Linked DNA regions of Homo sapiens: region 1 is linked to region 2. A link is a loop called in an ENCODE intact Hi-C map of the cell type or tissue named here. Cell type or tissue: heart right ventricle. All regions are shown on one strand.

Region 1 (2,500 bases), 170 kb before region 2:
GCTGGTCTTAAACTCCTGAGCTCAAAGTGATCTGCCCACCTCGGCCTCCCAAAGTTCTGGGATTACAGGTGTGAGCCACCGTGCCTGGCTGGGAGTAAACTTTTGACTGAAGTGGTCACATATACAAAAAAGTGTACAGGGTATAAGTGTGCAGTTGGGTGAATCTTCTTAAAGTAAATGTACCTGTGTAGGCAGCGCTGAGAAGGCCCCCTCAGAGGGTCCTAATTTTTAAAGCTCTCCTAGGGATTCTCCTGTGCTGGCAACCTTTGAACTGGACAACCTGTCAGGCCTTTCCTGGCTGAAACTTGAGTGTGGACATCTTTTCTTAACCTAATGATGTAGTAACTTAGTTCACGTCTGCTGACTCCATTAGAAGTTGAAGTTGTTCATTTAATAAAATTGTCATCTTATGCAAAAATAAGAGATTGTGCTTATTATGCTTTATCATTTTTTATTTCTTAAACTGATACATTATTTTAAAAAACTTCATCTGCTTATAGTAGTTCTAGGGAATATGATTAAATAAACATTAGTTTTCTAACAAAAAGTTCAAATCAGGTGCCATATTCTCATTGGGGAGATGTTCATTTTGATGGTTATATGTTCTAGGTTGGGCTAAGCAAGACATTTAGTTTTTGTTTTGAAATGCTGCAAAAGTAAATGTTTATTTCTGGCTTAATATTTTAAAAGAAAAATGGTAATTATAGGAGTTCTAATTTAGAAAAACCTCTGCAGTAGCATTCATAGAATCATAGTCCTTTTAAAGCTTAAAATGTGTTTGGATTGATTTGTGCTACTGGCATTTAATGATCTAAGGATTCTTTTTTCACTTTGATAGCCAACACTGGAACTGTAGAATATTTTTACAAAACACTGGTGACTTTTTTAGTGTACATGTTAAAATGACAATTATTACTTAATGATTTAATTCAGGAAATGTTTTGTTGCCCGGAGTGAGCTGGACAGAGTGGAGTTATAATAGCTGTCATGTCCTAGGCATTTGCCTGAGCTGAGAACCATCCTAGAGGGACATCAGCTTACCAAGCCCATGGCCATTCGAGGGCCAAGTACTGATACTGTTGCAGCTCATAGAAGGAGAGACCAAGATTGGAAGGAAGTCACCTGGTCACATGAGTGAGAAGTTCCGAGTTGGCATGTGACAGCAGGTCTAAGCTCTTAAGGACTCCACTTTTGTGTCCTGAATGTTCTCCTTCCAGGCAGCCTGTCCACATTTCAGCGTGCATCCTCTCATTGGATTAGCCTTGAGTGTACTGTGTTCATTCCTTTCTCACTACCCTTGTCTTTGTGGTTGCCTCGCTGCCTCAGCTATCCCATCTGTAAACAGCTGATTGCAGTGAGGATAGAATCTAGCTACTCCAAGTGTGAGCTGTGTATCACCTGGGCTGTATTAGAAATGCACACTCAGGTGCTGCCACCGCCCCTCCCCCCCGACCTGCTGAATCAGAACACATGCTTCACCAAGATGGCCTGGTGATTTTTGTGCACACTGCAGTCTGAACAGCATGGATTACAGGTGATTTAGGTCAGGCTCTCAGTACATGGGGGTTCTCACTGTCTCCCCTGTTCTCAGATAACTTCCCTGAGGGAGAAGACCTGGCTGTTCAGTTCTCTGGTGTTTCCCTCGAAGCTAAGTAGTGCTAAGATAGAATGTGCACTAAGTTGATTGATTGGTGTTAGTTTTAGAACACAAATCCACTGGTATTATTGCACTAATGAATTTCCACCTTAATCCTCTTAAGGGACACATCTGTTTGCTACATTACATTAAGATTTTTAAAAGATGAGATCATTAGTAAACTTGGCAAGTGTGTTGTGTCATAGTATCTTAGGACAACACTGTTTTAAGAATGTTGTATGAACAGCTAAGAGTGTCTCCATGTAAGCAGAATCAAATCTGACTCCACTGTAATTAGCTCAGTTGGTTGGAGCCTTGCTATTGAGATCAGGATCATGGGATTGAACCCTTCATGGGTCAGTTGGCTTTGTTTCATGCATGGCCACAGACCATATCGGTAACCTAGCCAGACATCCAGCAGGTGCTGTCATGGCCTCTTGCAACGATCTGGGTTGGAATAGACTGGCATCAATCTTTGGGAAGGAAGGGGCTGCTATGTCATGAACTTATGCTGGAGGCTGCACTGTAGGTCTCCATGTATAGCTTTATTTATCCTCACAACAACTCTAGCAGGCAGGCAGATGAGGAATCCCCAATTAACAGATGGGGAAACTGAGGCACAGGAGGTTAAGCAGGTTGCCTAGGGCTATACTGCGTTTAAGTGAAGGAGCTAAGATTTAAGGTCATCTTTTTTTTTCCTCCAAATCCTATTGTTAACTCTGTCCCATTATTAGAAAATCAGCAAAGCCCATGCTCTCTGTGCAGATGGGGGTGGGGTAGGGTTGACTGCATTGCCTTTGCATGCGGCTGCCTGTCACAGTGCTGTGATTTAAGTGGTTGTGCTCTGGCAAGTCCTCCCAGGGT
Region 2 (2,500 bases):
ATCCCCACAGGGACCCAGGCTGCTGGCTGGTCTCTGATGTGCCTTCCACCTTAATGACTCTGCAGTGCCGAAGCCATAGGGATAAGTGGCTACCTCTCCCCTCGCCTGGGTAATGCTGCCTGGAGGACAAGGCTGTTACGGAAAAATGTGGCACTAAGAATAGCCAGCTAGACGTGGTGATAAGGGCCCAGATGGCCAGGGATGTCAGCTGGGGACAGGGAAGGCGGAGGTGGTGGAGAAAGAAGAGGGTGATAAGATAGGGGCAGCAACACCGGAATGCACAGCTGGGGCTCTGGAGACAGGCCACAGGAGTCTGCCGTGGGCGAGGGAGCTGCCCGGAGCTCCTTCTGGCTGTGCCCTGTGGGTGTGAGCCAGTGGAAGGGAAGGTGAGTGCCAGCCTGAGCAAATCAATCAGGGAATTTCAGGGGCAGTGGGATTTTAGTGATCCTGGCTTTTACCTCCATCCACCCCTAGTACTTTAGAGGGGGAGGAATTTGTGGCTTTGAGATGTGAAGGGGCCACTTGGAGGTTGGTGGCAGAGCTCAGTCCAACCCCAGATCTTCTGCCTTTCCCACAGGTTTCCTTCTGCCACCACCCCAGGCCCTGCTGTGGCTGCCACCTTGTGAGCCTCTGCTCCACACCTGGGAGTGCAAGCCACCTCCAGCTGAGAGCTAGCAAGGGTGCAGGCAATGGTAATCCCACCGACAGACACTGAGAACCTTTGAGGCGGCAGGTCTGGAAAATACAACAGACAAGGCTGAGCCTTCCTGGGGCTCAGGGAAGGAGAGGAGTCGGACAGTTAACAAGTAAACAAGCAAACACTTGTGTCAGTTTCAAATTATGACAAGAGCTAGGAAGGAAACTGAGTAATACAAGTCTTGATTAGGAAGTTTCCCTTGCCATACTTGGGGGTCTTTCCCCTTAGAACTGTGACCACTGTGATGCCTGTTGAGAACAGGGGTGTAATTTTCTGTTTTACATATACCCTCTTCATCCTAAACCCCAGCCCCCATCCTATCACCAGGTATAGAGCTATACACAATAAGCAAATATTGACCCTCTCAGGGCCAGATGATTACTGTTTACTCCTTCTTTATGAAACTTAAGGAGACATATCCCCTATGGTGGATTTGGGTACAAATTAAGGGGCACGTGTAAACCACACTCAGAGATCCTAGGCCAAGTTTGTAGCTTTTATCGCCGAGCTGCCCACTGCAGTGTAGACAGTTGTCCTGCCCGGTGCTCCAACTGGGAGGTGGGGTGGGGGCTGCAGAGCATTTGTTGCTCCCCTGATCCCATGTACAGCAGGCTGGCTGGGCTCTCTTCAAGGTATTCACCATATTATCCTTTGGTAGTGGGAGTTCCAAAGTGGCATGTTTAGGACATGAAAACCCAACTGCTTCATAAGCTCTCAGAAATCAAACCCTTTGACATCAGCTATCACTCGACCAAGAGGCAGCTGATGCTGGCACAAAAATAACTTGGCAGGCATGTCAGGCTCGGCAGGGGGTTGTGAGGCCTCATCACCTTTGGTTGGATCTCAATGTGAAACCAGCTGGTGCTCTGACCAGGATTTAAGGGCGTTCAAAGTTGTTCCGGAGTTGTGGGCGCTAGCAAGCCCTAGGAAAGTTGTTGGAGGGTTAAGGGGGTGGCGGCGGGGTCTGCGGGGGAAGCTCCAGTCCTCTGTGGCTAAGCCAGGATAAGCATTATTATTTCCACAAATCAAGCCACGTTCATGCATAGTTCCCCTTGTGTCCTGATCTATGTAATTATGGAATGCATATGTGTGGGAAGGAGTCTTTGGAAAACCGGTTCCTGTTCTTCATCAAGAGGCTGACCTAGAAGTTTAGGAAATTGGTTCATGGGGAAATTCTGTAGCAGAGAGCTGGCAGGAATTCCAGATGGTAGGAGAGCGGGGTGCCCGAGGCAGGCAGGGGCCATGCCTGGGCTGCCTTGTCCTCTGGAGCAGGTCCTAGGAACGTGGCAGTTAGCATACCCTTGTGAAGTCTGGAGGCCTCCGGGGGGTTTCTCTTCTGTACTGAGCAGACCCCCATCCGGTTTTGCTCACCATTGTCTGCCCAATGCTGAATAGATGCCTATCACACAGAAGATGCTCAATAAATATTAGTGACATGAATGAGTGTCCTATAGTCTCCCTGGCCTCAGTTTCCCCAGATGTAATGTGAAGGAACTGGATTAGCTCAGAGGCAAAGGATTTTACCGTTCACGTCTATGACGGTTGTCTTGTAGTGACAGGAGAGCTTTGTTGAGATGTTTCTGAAGCCAAGATTTGGCATGGAACTGGGGGAGGGAGTGGAATAGGATACACCAGAGTTCTCCCTAATAGGACTTTCTCACGTCCTTGTGCTCACTAAAACCTATATGGTTGTATAATTATACAATATGTGTGTAATTGTATCGTTCTAATAGAGTTTTAGCTGGTATGGAGCTTGATAGTCTTTACAGATACTGGATCCAATCATTGGCTTTGTTTGTTCCC

The links. Peaks named below come from ENCODE experiments on the same cell type or tissue, not always from the same donor. Only the 100,000 strongest peaks of a DNase experiment are listed, where the experiment ranks them.
Region 1: it touches region 2 in a loop (3-fold over the local background); 17 of 110 quality-filtered maps call a loop at or near these places.

The regions. Positions count from the first base shown.
Region 1 is chr18:36,300,952-36,303,451 of GRCh38, forward strand. All of the region lies in intron 1 of FHOD3 (formin homology 2 domain containing 3), which reads left to right. Among named protein-coding and RNA genes, the nearest start is that of FHOD3, 4.5 kb to the left of the region's middle. In heart right ventricle, no CTCF peak of the experiment used is centred here; no DNase peak of the experiment used is centred here; H3K27ac peaks cover 2,273 bases; H3K27me3 peaks cover 338 bases.
Region 2 is chr18:36,468,173-36,470,672 of GRCh38, forward strand. The region is part of intron 3 of FHOD3 (formin homology 2 domain containing 3); the gene reads left to right. Among named protein-coding and RNA genes, the nearest start is that of FHOD3, 170 kb to the left of the region's middle. RefSeq lists an enhancer at 2,495-2,500. In heart right ventricle, no CTCF peak of the experiment used is centred here; DNase peaks (open chromatin) are centred at 108 and 1,479; H3K27ac peaks cover 2,500 bases.